3 separate regions of the Homo sapiens genome follow, and regions 1 and 3 are each linked to region 2. The links are chromatin contacts, found by Hi-C or POLR2A ChIA-PET in ENCODE. All regions are on one chromosome and are shown on one strand. Each heading gives the region's core, a stretch centred on a gene start or an enhancer-like site at or near the end of the contact. The rest is flanking DNA. Distances are from core to core; before and after follow the strand shown.

What was found. A loop is a pair of places that touch in the nucleus more often than their neighbours do. ChIA-PET counts read pairs that join two places held with the same protein, here RNA polymerase II (POLR2A). Pooled maps may share reads with other maps.
Region 1: a loop to region 2 is called in a pooled map, with 4 times the contacts of the local background. The contact joins the promoter of FSTL1 here to the promoter of NDUFB4 in region 2. A Hi-C loop is called at or near these places in 1 of 168 maps with a recorded cell type or tissue (ovary) and 4 of 50 pooled maps. POLR2A ChIA-PET finds 5 or more read pairs at or near these places in 2 of 52 experiments (both WTC11).
Region 3: a loop to region 2 is called in a map of B cell, with 14 times the contacts of the local background. The contact joins the enhancer-like site here to the promoter of NDUFB4 in region 2. A Hi-C loop is called at or near these places in 2 of 168 maps with a recorded cell type or tissue (B cell and PC-3) and 14 of 50 pooled maps. POLR2A ChIA-PET finds 5 or more read pairs at or near these places in 7 of 52 experiments (Caco-2, MCF 10A, OCI-LY7 and 3 more).

The regions. Positions count from the first base shown.
Region 1 is chr3:120,448,136-120,452,664 of GRCh38, reverse strand. FSTL1 (follistatin like 1) reads left to right here and starts at 1,673. Exons shown (of 11, transcript NM_007085.5): 1 at 1,673-1,768; 2 at 1,919-1,981. The coding sequence starts at 1,919. LOC124900546 (a long non-coding RNA gene) reads left to right here and starts at 2,011. Exons shown (of 2, transcript XR_007096030.1): 1 at 2,011-4,529.
Region 2 is chr3:120,593,066-120,597,589 of GRCh38, reverse strand. NDUFB4 (NADH:ubiquinone oxidoreductase subunit B4) reads right to left here and starts at 1,254. Exons shown (of 3, transcript NM_004547.6): 1 at 1,051-1,254. The coding sequence starts at 1,230. RefSeq lists an enhancer at 844-1,183.
Region 3 is chr3:120,415,281-120,419,299 of GRCh38, reverse strand. FSTL1 (follistatin like 1) reads left to right here. Exons shown (of 11, transcript NM_007085.5): 3 at 3,273-3,377. LOC124900546 (a long non-coding RNA gene) reads left to right here. Exons shown (of 2, transcript XR_007096030.1): 2 at 1-2,063. It also overlaps the pseudogene BTNL12P. Among named protein-coding and RNA genes, the nearest start is that of MIR198, 22 kb to the right of the region's middle. RefSeq lists an enhancer at 2,029-2,198. Within about 2 kb of position 1,884, at least 11 of the 41 ENCODE cell types and tissues checked have a DNase peak (open chromatin) inside an H3K27ac peak, as active enhancers do.

The DNA.
Region 1 (4,529 bases), core at 424-2,923, 150 kb after region 2:
GTTTTCCAGCTCTGCTTGTGACTGAGTGGACATGTTCAATTCTGGGCCCGCTGTCCCTGCAGATCTAAAGCCATGGCTGCCATTCCAGCCTTTAGCAGAGACAAAGCTGACATTTTGCTCTCCATAAGTCTGACTCCTGTTGCTATCTCAGTGGATTCTGAACTTACATGGGGACCATGGGTATTATCTTGAAGCCCCCTAAAGCCACAACAGTGGGCACTCAACAAACCTTGGCAGCAGAGTGAGTATGACAAGTTCAGAGGACAACGAGGAGATGGGCCTGCTTTGAGCGGAGGAAGTATGCTGATGTAGTTGAAGAGAAGTTAGATGGACAGGGTGGGCCCAGTAATGCAGGGCTTATAAGAAAGGCAGAGTTTGGATTTGATGTGGGTAGAAGAACGCTGAAGTTTCTGAGTAGAGGAAGAACATGAACACGAGGAAGACAATGTTTAAAATAAGGGAAAGAATATGACAATGGATTGCAGTGGAGACTACAGGGGAGAGCCTGGAGTCAGAGGACAACGAAAGGAGGTTTCCAGAATTTCTGAGTGAGGGAGGATGAAGGTCTGGCCTAGGAAAGTGGACATGTGAACGGAGGCGAGGGGATGCATATGAGATCTCAGCGGCTAAACTGCCAGGCTATGGGTACAAGCCGGCTCTGAGAAAAGGAGATAGGTTTGAAGGCAACCACCCTGAAAGAGGTAGATAAGCAGGCCCTGAAGCTGGGGGAAGTGAGGCTTAGTCTTGGGCATGTGAAATCTGAGTTGCTAAGTGGATCTGCTCTCCTTACTAGTTATGGCAGGAAAGGCGCCTTAATTAGGAGCATTTTAGGGAGTTAACCCTGTCAAAGAGGTAGCACACTTTCGAAGGCCAAGGGCTGGGAAGAAGGTGGTGAAGATGGCAATCCTGAACACAGAGGCTACTTGGGATGACAGGGATGGGAGGAGGGACACAGGTGATGAGTGAGTGGGCGGAAGAGAGGAGGGGGACACCGCTCCCCGGCCCGAGGGAAGGAGGGGATGAGGCTGCCGGCAAACGCTGGACTCAGGATCTTCCCAGCAGAGCAGGGCGGCCGCCACCTCACCCGGGACAATGCACTGTAGAACCCACAGCAGCCTTCCCCACGCCGGCCGGTCTTCCCGGCCCTGCGCCCACTTCCCGGTGCCCCGCTGCCCTGCTGCCGTGACCCCGGGATGCGGGGTCTCCTCTGCCTCCCTGGGCCTCCCCCTTCAGCCATGGGGGGCGGCTCCGCTTCCTAGGCCGCGGGACGTCTTTTCCTCCAGGTTCCAGTCCCGGACCTTCCCGGGCCCCCCACGGCACCGCCCACCTGGCCACCGCCGCAGCCCGCCCGGGCCGCCGCCAGCCAGCAGCCCCTCCCGGGGTGGGGTTTCCCTTCCCCCTACCCCTTTGTGGCAGGGACCCACGGGACACCCCCTCTGCCTCCGCTCCACGTCCAGGGGGCCGAAGGGGCGCCGGACGAGGGACCGTGCGGAGAGAGGGGTTCGGCGGCGCCAGGACTCCCGCGGGCTCCCCGGAGCAGGGGTCGGAAGGAGGGGGAGCGGGAGCCGCGGGGGCCGCTGCAGCAGAAGGGGGAGGAGAATGGGGAGGAGCTGGGGGGGCAGGCAGGCGGGGAAGGAGAGGTCTTAAGGGGCGGCGAGGGGAGGTCGCATTTCCTCCGAGGCTGGCGATCGGCGGAGCTCCCACCTCCGCTTACAGCTCGCTGCCGCCGTCCTGCCCCGCGCCCCCAGGAGACCTGGACCAGACCACGGTGAGCGCAGGGCGCACGGCGCGGAGGCCGGACTCTTCGGGCGGCCGGGGGTGCTTGGGCGGCCGGAGCGAGCCTGCGGGACCCGAGCAAGTTTCCCAGGTCAGCGCGGGGCCCGGCGCCTTCAGACTCGCTCTCTTCTCTCTTCCGCAGATGTGGAAACGCTGGCTCGCGCTCGCGCTCGCGCTGGTGGCGGTCGCCTGGGTCCGCGCCGAGGTAGGCGAGGGGCCGAGGAGTCCGAACTCGGTCCCCGGGGCCTCTTGGGTCTGCGCGCTGGGCGGGTGGGCGCGCGTCCTGGGGATGCTCTCCCGGGGTGGCGCTGGGAGTTTCGGTCCTTGGGGTGTGCTGGGGTGGAGCTGGGGCAGTAATGCTGCTTACGAAACTTAAATCTTTAAAGCAGGAAAAGTAGTTCGGGCCGTAAGCGGGAGCCCCGCCGCGGCTAACATGGAGGGAGAGCGGGGAGGAGGAGAGGGGACGGGCTGGGCCGACGGGGACGAGGCGGCGACTGGAGCAGCAGCGAGTTCAAAAAGGCGCCTCAGTTCCGTCCTTCACTTCAGAGGAGACTGAGAGTAGTTGGGGACTTTTCCCTCCCAAGTCTGTCTCCTGGGGGCGGGGGCAGAGGAATCGGGATTCTTCTTTTGGGGCAAAATTAATTTTCCTTTCTCTCTTTTAAAGTGAGATCATGATTCTCTGAAATGTATTTTCTTCTTTGTGAAGTGTCCTCGGGTTTTGTGTTATCATCTGGGCAATGTAACGGCCTTTTCCCAAGTGTTCCCTGTAACGTTGCGCAAGTGTAAGAGAAGATCCATTGCTCTGCTCTTTGGGGGCTCGAGTTTCCAGTTAAAGCATTTCAGCGCTTGTTTTTTTGTACCAATTTTTTCAACTCTAACGACCTTCCTGAGACACTACAAACAAACCAACAAACTCTTTGCTCAGAAGCCGCTCCATTAACTCAAAGGTTTATGGACAGAAAATAAACAATTCTAAATTCCCCGGGCTCCAGTCTCCAGGAAAGTGAGGTCAGAAACTAAACATTTGATAATTATGGCAGGAAATATGGAAGGAATTAAAAAGCATGAGGGAGAAGAAATGGAATGCACATTACAAAAGAAATAGCTCCCTGGTGGGTGGTTTATGCTCCCTGTTTGAATTTTTTCCTTCATATTACAGTTTAACCACACCCTTAGCATCGCAGCTTGACTCTGCCCAAAAAAGTCATAAATGCATACAAGGTCTTCACAATTTTTAAAAAATACGCATTGTACTGAATTCTCATTTAATTCACTACTACGTTGTTGATTGAGGTGGAAACTCAATCAACTGTTTTTACTGCCAATGAAATAAAAGTAGCTAATATTTATTAAATATCTGCTATGTTGTAATAAAATTCCATTTTAATGACAGATAAATTGAGTCAGCGAAGGTTACCCAATGCTCTCAGCTATTAAATGCTAAGGGTGGGATTTGAACCCAAACAGTCTGGCTCCGGACCCAAGGCTCTTGACCATTAACCCACACCACTTCCAAGCACAATGGTTTAACATTTACCAAGTACATTTTTGTTTACCACACACTGGGCTGTGTACGTTACCTGCAGTTACTTCTTTTAAAGCTCCCAAACCCTGTAATGTAGGTTTTATTATCCCGATTTTACAGAGGAAGAAACAGGTTTAAGGAGATTAGGTAACTTGCCCAGGGTCATACAACTAGTTAGCTCTGAAGCAGGATCTGAACCTACCTCTCTTACCTTTGGAGCCCATCTTGAACTCCAGGTCTGCTTCTTATCCATCTGGTTTTCCAGGGTTTGCATTTGAGAGCGTATCCCCCTTCACTGGCTGATGTAGCCCTGGTTAAGAAACATTTCTCCATCCCCTGCTGTGGCCCTCAAAAGGCAGTTGCAGACCAGTGATGGATGAGGTGAATCCCTGGTTGGTTTTCCAGCAGGCTCAAGAATTGCCAGCCAGTGTGTGAAATCACTCAGTGAACTGGAATGCAAATATGAGGTGTGAGGAGGCTGTTGGTTGACTTACCAGGCTGTGTGGCCCAAGGTCTGGAATCTATTCTAGGCGGCCTGCAAGACACACACCCCTCCCAACCCCCTTCCACACAGGGAAAACTTATCCCTGGTAGGAAGTTCCCCCAGCAGCAATTTCCTGCTGGAGGTAGAAGAGCATCCAGTGCTCTCACATAATTCCCAGGCAAACTACAGGGAAGAAGGCAAAATAGAGAAGTACTGAGATGTGAAAACAGAGTGCGTTGGGGGAGAAAAGAGGCTGTGAACTCACAGTGTATGGAAATGGTTACAATGAAAAGAGTGAGGGGTAGGTATGAGCTAGGTTACATTTCATGGCTCCAGGTTATTAAGGATTATTATCTTTTAATTATTCCAACCTCCTGGTGCCTGGCCAAGTAAGATTTGGCAAGTTTTTAATCCATTTAATAATAATATACCTTTAACAATTGATGAAGAGGTACATTAACCCTCTCCCTATGGGAATTGTAATTTGGATTTTTTAAAAGCCTTTTATCTTGTAGTTAATGGTGCTTGCTGTTTAAATTTCTTCCTTGTTAACTCTAAGGACAGTCTGCAAAAATGGTCACATCATGATATTTACAGTCCTTAGTGACAATCTATTTTAGTAAACTTCAAATCGCTAAAATTGTACAAATATTGTTGAACTTTTTAGAAATGAAATTTAGAAAATAAATTGAGGCTTCTTGGTGCTTTCTGCTTTTCTGCGACCATAAATATTTAATTCAGCAT
Region 2 (4,524 bases), core at 5-2,504:
TTGTGATATGTAAATAGTACTCAAAAAGAGTTTTAGCACAGTGCCTGGCACATTGTAACTTTCATTCAATCCTCATAACTTCCAAAAATTCCAAAACACCAATGCAACGTGTGGGAAAAGTCCAGTCCTGTTCTGTTAACATCATATTTAACCTACTTAGTTCCTGTATAGAAAACTACCTAATGAAAGCACACCTGTTAATTACCAGTTTACTGGGCATATATTATGTGCTGCGAATGTTACACAGACTGTCTTATTTAACCTCATAATGCACATCATTTATATACGAAACCAGGAAACTATAATTCAGAGGAGTTGAAGTTGCCCAAGGTAACAGAGTTAGCCAATGAGTAGTGCTTTGGGTTCTGACTCCAAAGCCTAGAACTTCAGCAAGCTTCAGGGTCTTTAAAAGATGCAGGTTGAAGGAATCACTGTATTCCCATCAGGAGAGAGCAGTATCCCTATGAGCTGTGAACTGAAAGGTAAACACCAGCTCTTTAAAATTATATATATATATAAAATATATATGCATATATATAGAATATAATATATATGCATATATATAAAATATATATGCATATATATAGAATATAATATATATGCATATATATAGAATATATATATAATATAATATATATATGCATATATATAGAAACATTTTCTGAACACGCCTTACGAACGAGGCACTGTGCTAGGACAGTCACATACTCTATCTCATTTAATCCTAACAGCCTGATAAAAGAGTAAGCACTATATTACGCCCATTTTGCAGACAGAAAATCGAGGATAAGCAGAGTGAATAACGTTCTTAAGGTCACGCAGGCAGGAAGTGATCAAGCCAGGATTCAAACCCAGCCAGGTCTGAGTCCAGAGCCGGTCCTCTCGAGGGCCAAGCTCTGGCAAAGGTAAAAGGGTAGTGAGTTGGCTAGGCCTGGAAGAGGACCTGCGTCTGAGATACTGATCGGGAGCGGTGGCCGACCCTTTGCGTGGTCTCTCTCGGTCTCTCCCAGGACTCGGGCCCTATTCCCGCCTGGGAGGCCCCACACTCACGATGAGCCCTCGGCGGTTGGGATCGTTGTACTGAAGCAGGTACTCTCGTTTCAGCTGGGCTCTTATGGCCAACCGCTCGGCTTGCGCCCGCCGGGTTTCCGGAGATATGTTGTATTCGGCTGGGTCGAGGGTCTCAGGCAGAGTGCGCAGGCTCGACGGCTTATACTTTGGGAACGACATCTTGGCGAACCAGGGCACAATTGCGCCTGCGCGATTCTGAGGCCCTTTGTCTATGCTGACCTTCAGCTTCAGGAAGTGCGCCTGCGCGTTAGCAGAGGTTGGGGATGTCGTTAACAAGGAGCTCCGCCTCTTTCTCCTACCTTCCCGAACACGGCGCGTTCGCTCGGTGATATGCGCATGCGCGAAGTGCTCTTCTCGCAGTGCGCCCTGCCCCACCGCCGCTCCCCACCTACTCATCTGTCACCGCGCTGCTTCTTCCTAGCAGCCTTGTCTCTACTGACATAACCAGGGCTTATTATGTAAAGTTGAGCTGTGTGGGACTGGCTGTGGAGTCAGAAGTCCGGGTTTTCATTGTGGGTCTAACCGTGCTGTGTCACCTTGGATAAGTCACTTAAAGTCTCTGAGTTTCCTTTTCCTTATCCTGGAGATAATGACTCCTGTCCACCTAGCAAAGTTGTTGTGAGGATTAAATAAGCTAACAAATAGATCACAAAGTGCTTTGCAAAACAGAATTCCCTACCCAAGAAGAAGAGAATAAGCTTTTCTGTACTTTACCATGCTAGATTCATACAACATTAAGTGTAAGCTTATTTTTCACAGGTACGAAATAATGATTAATAGGAAAAATGATGTTATAAGAGAAATGTTGCCTGACTGACTATAGAAGGTCAGGAAGAAAATGAGATACTGAATAAAGCTCATGAGAAAACATCTTAGTTAAAATACTAAAACCTCTTGCCTAAAATCCTTAGCACTCTTCAGATGCAAAGAATTAAAAACATCCTTACAGGTATGAAAATACTCATAGGGGCATGTATCTTATTGTAAAAGACGATCTGGGGCGAAAACTGAAGTAATCAGAAACAAAACCTTCTCTGTCCCTACTGTCCTTCCTTCTCCCCAGTTACCAAGGAGAAAAACAACTTCAAGTTTCACAGCAGGGTCTTTGGGTTCCCCTTCTCCTCAGGGGAAAAAATGTAAACAATATTTCCATAACTCGGGCAAAGAAGGATGGATCAAAAGAGAGCCCCAGCTTGGCTGAAACGTCTGGGGGCGCGTAGGTATGTTGGGAAATGGTTGCTAGAAAAGGGACCTAGAAAGTGTTGGCATTTGAAATGATGAGAAGCAGCACTGCTGTCAAATTTATTCAACATTTTAATACTGTTTTAAAATATTTATTAAGCACCCACCGCGTGAAGCACACAGCACACTAGTCAGTGTTAAGTCAATCTTCTAGGCTCAGTGGGGGAAATCCAGACAAAATGGAAGATGGGGTGTTTGCCTTTCGGGAGCTGACAATCAGGCAGTACAGAAAGAATAGGCAGAAATGGTAATATTTCAAAGTAGTCTAATGTCCAGATGAATATAGAGCAAAATGGACTCATGAGGATTCAGGCTGAGAGAATGTAGAAAAAATGAACACAAGACGAGTTACTCAGACTCGATTTTAAAGGAGAAAAAAAAAGGAAATTCTGACTTGTTCAAAGGTGTTTTGAAATACTAAGAAAATAATACAATATGAAAAGCAAGAGCAGTTTATAAAATTCTAAAGACTACATAAAGTTTCCAAAACCTGTATAGATTAGACACTGATCTAGGAAGGAGAGCATGTAAAAAGAATAAAAGGATAAAGGAATGAGTCCAGCGAGTACGAACTGATGCAGGGCAGGCGAGCCCCAAAGTGGGGCTTAGGCAACCAGGGAACTTGGCTTTGCCCAGGAAAGAATTCAAGGGCAACCCGGAGGTAGAAGAAAACAATTTTATTGAAGAGGCAGTGTTACAGCTTTGGTGGTGTCACAACCGTGACTGCTCCTGTAGAGCAGGGCCACCTCATAGGCAGAAAGCACCAGCTCAGGCCAGCTTTGAGTCACATTTATACCCACATTTGGCAGTTTGGCCGGGCGCGGTGGCTCACGCCTGTAATCCCAGCACTTTGGGAGGCCGAGGCGGGCGGATCACGAGGTCAGGCGATCAAGACCATCCTGGCTTACACGGTGAAACCCCGTCGCTACTAAAAATACAAAAAAAAATTAGCTGGGCGTGGTGGCGGGCGCCTGTAGTCCTAGCTACTCGGGAGGCTGAGGCAGGAGAATGGTGTGAACCAGGGAGGCGGAGCTTGCAGTGAACCGAGATCGCGCCACTGCACTCCAGCCTGGGCGACAGAGCGAGACTCCGTCTCAAACAAACAAACAAACAGACAAAAAAGTAAAGAGGCAGTTTATGCAGACATTTCTAGGGAAGGGGTAGCAACTTTTGGGTCATCAGGTCATTGCCCTGGAAAGGGGTGGTAACTCCTGGGTGTTGCCATGGCAATGATGAACTGACACACTGGTGTGTGTATCTGATGGAAAGCGGCTTCCACCTCCGACCTGTTTAGGCTAGTGCTCAATTTGGTTCGGTGTCCGAGTCCTACCTCCTACCTCAAACCAGCTGACTAGGTTAAAGAAGATTTCTTAAGGTTACTATAAAGAAAGCTTTGGATGAGTTAAAGTAGTTATTACCACACTTGCCTGATTATCACGAGGATTGCTTATGATGAGTGTTAAAAAAAAAGGGAGTTTAGCCAGGTGTGGTAGCATGTACCTGTAGTCCCAGCTACTGGAGAGGCTGAGGCCGGAAGATCCCTTGATCCCAGGAGTTTAAGTCTAGCCTAGACAACATAGTGAGACTGCACCTCTAAAAAAAAAAATGAAGTAAAAATAATTAGTAAATTAAAATATGGAATTTTTTTTTAACTCCTAGTTCCCGTTCTCCACCTGGAGATTCAAAATTGGTATGGCAGAGGAACCCAAGAGTCTGTATTTTTTACAATTTCCAGTGGGGGAGTGGTGGTATTAAAATATATTACATGCTTGTAAAACAGAGATGAGTACAAAAGGTCTTTCTTTTCCAAAGATAATTGGTACCAGAAAAGGCCCTCTTAGAATGAATCCATTAAAGATAGAGATGTAGATTCCATAGTGAAAGAGTGAAAGAAAAAGACTTGATTTGAACTTTATATTGAAAAAAATTCAACCCAAACTTATAAAAATGAATTTATCTTATATTTAACACGTTAGGTTACAACTGCAAGTATGTGCTAATTCTGGTAACTCAAATGTTGTTTTGGAGGAGGGACATAATTTTTTATATGGCTCATTATCCTTCACTGTGCATTTGATTTTTGCTGCAGGGTCTTACTTGCAAAAGTTTTGGAGGCGTTTATCTAGTTTTCCCAAAGACCTCTCTTAATCCTTTGAAATCAGATTATTTCTCTTTGATGTATTGATGTCAACATCGTTCTCATTGTTTTTC
Region 3 (4,019 bases), core at 635-3,134, 180 kb after region 2:
TGAATGGGGATCACTGGGGAGGGCTATGAGGCTGCAGGTGAGACCTCCCCCACATTGGTAGATCCCCCTACCCATGTTTTTGGAGCAGCCACCCTATTCTTCCACCTCCTGCACCACTTCTTGTTCCGAGGACAGAGCTGGGTGGAGCTGCAGGAGCCAACACTGCGCTTCTGCATTGCAGTGCTGGGCTGTGCAAGACAGAGAGAGATTGCCACCTATTGACAGACGTGTCACCTGCAAAGAGGAATGATTGTGTAACTAGTGGCTCCCCCCTTCTCTGTGTGCTCTTCAAACGGGCCTTTTGTTTTTTCCATTCAGTGAGTCCTTCTGTTCTCTATTATCACTGCAGTGCAAGGGAGGACAGGGAAAAACGGGGACATGACAGCCCAAGGTGGTAGTGACAGCATCTCAGTGGGAAAGTTGTCTGAAAATAAATTGCCCACTGTAGTAATAGCCACTTTCAGTTGTGTGGCAGGCACTGTGCTGCCTGCAGTACATCCCGTTTAATCCTCACAACAACCCTCTAAGAATCAGTACTCCCAGTTTTCACGAGGAAGCTGAGGTTTAAAGAGAGCACCTGGCCCACGACCAGCAAGTAAGGAATAGAGGTGGGATGTGGGTAATTTAAACCTAAATCTCTGACGCACTCTTAACGCACATTCTCCCGACACTTGCTAATTATGCAACTCACACCCCCATCATAATTTCCTTACGTCATCTGGATATGAAAATAAATCAAATATAAACTGCTTTCCCTTTGGGCAGAATTCTAGCTCTGCCACTTTCTAGTTATTTAAGCCTCTGCTCTCTCACCTGTGAAATGGGGCTAGTAATGATGTCTAACTTAAGGAGTTATTGAAGAGCTTAAATCACATATAATAAAAATAGTAGGATGCCGGATATTTATAAATGGGAGTTTAGTTATCAGTGGTTGAAGATACGAGTTGGAATCCTAGCTCCTCTCATTTCTAGCTTTGGAAACTTGGGCAAGTTATCTGACCTTTCTGGTCTTCAATTTCCTCATCTATGGAATAGGGTTAATAATAATATACCTATTCTTGCAGGGTTTCCCTATAAGACAAAATCATGTGTATGAAAACATTTTGTAAATTGTACTATTCAAATATTAGTTGTTATAACTCAAAAGTTATCTGTTTCTTCAAATGGATTTTTGAGAACTATTCCTGAAAAATGACTTGGTTTAATTCAATCCGTTTTTAATACTTACTAAAAACAACAATGTAAGTTAAAAGGAGGTTCCATACATGCCACAGGCTTTTCTGCAAGTAGCTCTATAAGGCATTCCCATGAATAACAGGTTTCATATGCAGCTTGTTTTACAGTTGGTACTTCCACATGTATCTCACTGAATCTCCGCAGGGCAGGGTTGGCATTTACCCCTACTTTATAGATGAGGACATGTGAGCCTTAAAGAATGAAAATTACTAGTTAAGGACAGAGACTAGTGAGTGGAGGTTTGTGGGTGTTTGCCTGTGGAGCTGTGTGCGGGTGTCTTTGAGTGCAGGCATGTGTCTGAGCATGCTTTTTTATGCATTTGTGTGTCCATAACTCATGGGAACAACTCGTCAGCAAAAACCTTTTCCTCTTCCTTTTTCGTGTTGCCTTACATTGTCAGGCACAGTTTCCACAAGAGGGCCCTGCCTGGAGAATATCCTTGATTTTTATCTCCACTCTCTGTTTAGGAAAACAAAAGCTCTCCAATCCCCGCGGACTTCTGGGAATTACTTCCTCTTTCTTCCCCGCCTGCTAGCTTTCTTGAATTCGCCTTAGCAACATTCAAAAAAGAATTGGTTTATCAACAGCATGTGAACCAATGAAATGTGAGCTGAGAACGGCTTCTAGACCAATGGGAGCCCTGCATGACCAGCAAGCTGGCTTGGGACAGAAAATAATGACCTGGAGTTTGCAGAGCAGCCTCTGGGTGGCAGCAGACTAGCTGTATTGGATACAGCACCTCAGCTCGAAAGCCTCTTCTTTCTTTTTGCTTTTTTCCCCTAATCTTGAGTATAAAACATTCACCAACTATAAGAATTGTACTGTTACAAGACTTGTGGGTGTGAGTTCTCTGCATAATGTGGTAGACATGGCCTGGAGGGTGGACTGTCTGGTTCCATCCCTGCCTTACCCCAGCCAGCCCCATGACCCCATCGTGCCTCCTGCAGTCTTTGTTGGTTTTGTCACAGCATCTAGCCCAGTAGCCTTGAGTCTGGAGGTCTTTCGTGATTTTGCCTGCCCAGCCAGTCAGGATGAGAAGCTGGGGAAATCACATTCTCCTTCATGCAACCACCACTACCCCTGGGTTGAGTGGTGAATGAGGTGGGGCTGGCTTTCTGCCACCAGTGAATGGGAGGGAAGGGATGAGCCACCAACAGATCAGTGCCTGTCAATACCCCCACATTCTCAGGTGGCATACACTGAGACCATTCCCTGCCTTGTCAGTTCTGCTGCACACGTCTGAACAGGGGAATGCCTGACTAGCAAATGATTTGAGAATAGTTCTACTTTCAGGCAGCTTCGCCCTCTTAATCTTGAAGACAGTGGCAGACATGGGTAGGGGCTAAATGGGACCATAGCAAAAATAGCGAATCCACGTTTCCAATGGTTTAGCCATCCTTCTTTTGCCCTTTGAGATGATAATGCCTAGAACACCATTCAGTCAGGTTTGGGTCCTTCAGATAGTCATAGTTCTGTACAATGTTTCCATTTCTGCCTGACTTACTCCTCTCACCCTTTAAGAATCAGTTAAGACCTAGTATCTTCAGAAAGTATCCTTTGAAAAATTCTCACCCTCTTCCTCCCCTCCAGCTCCCTGGTGATCCTGTTCTTGCACTTCCTGTGTTGTTTTCCAAATGTCTCTTTCTTTGTGAGTTTCCTCTGAGAGTCATGGAGCTTCCTGAGGACAGGGTCTGTCCTTTGTATCTCCATCTCAGCGTAGTGTTGGCATAAAATTGGTGCTCAACAAGCATTTTTAGAAGAAAGGAAGCATGCAAGAAAGGAACTCTTGCTCTTTGAGAAACATATTAGGGACTCAGAAGTACCTGAACCTGGGCTGAAGCAGTATCTGGGAGTAGGGCACTAGCTGTTGGAGGCAACGTCTCCAACAGCTGTTTAAGACCCAACATCTAGCTGTTTAAGACCATGAGCCATGACTCCAGAGCAAAGCCCAAGCCTGAAAGATAATCTCATTATGGGCTCATTCCATAATGGGTTCATCTCAGTCACACGGTTTCCTTTATGATTGTATGTTTTAGGAAGAGCTAAGGAGCAAATCCAAGATCTGTGCCAATGTGTTTTGTGGAGCCGGCCGGGAATGTGCAGTCACAGAGAAAGGGGAACCCACCTGTCTCTGCATTGAGGTAAGTCCTGATGTCGGGAGCCAGAGGACAGTGGCCAAGGCCAATGTGGTACCTTGCGGAGCCACCCATCAGCAGGCAGTGCCAATGATTTCATTCTCTTTATAAAAGCATTCTTCATCCCCCTGAAAAACGTGGAATTCTTATTCCAGATTCCTGATTTTTAAAGCATGGATATTTTTTCTTTTAAAAAAATTTAGCTTTATAAGATTTTTTAATTAAAAAATAAGAATTGTTTTATATAAGTCAAATAGTACAGACATTTACACAAGCATAAAATTATAATCTTCCCCCATAACCCTTCAATCCCTTAGTCTGAAGTAACCAGCGTTAACAATTTGATACATGTTCCACATGTTTTTCTTTTCTATGTTACTATAAGCATAGGGTTTATATGCTACTGTAGACATAATGGTTCCCCCTATTTTATGCAAAAATGGGATCATGATATGGATATAGATATATACAGTTTGTATTCTTTACTCATTAATTTATCAGGGACAACCCTCTAGATCAGCACATATACTTTTAACTCATTTAACTCATTGTAGTGGCATAATGTTTAGTAATATAAAAGAACTAGATTTATTCAATCATTTTCCCATAGATGGACATTCAGTTGGTTCTTTGGGTTGTTTACCACTA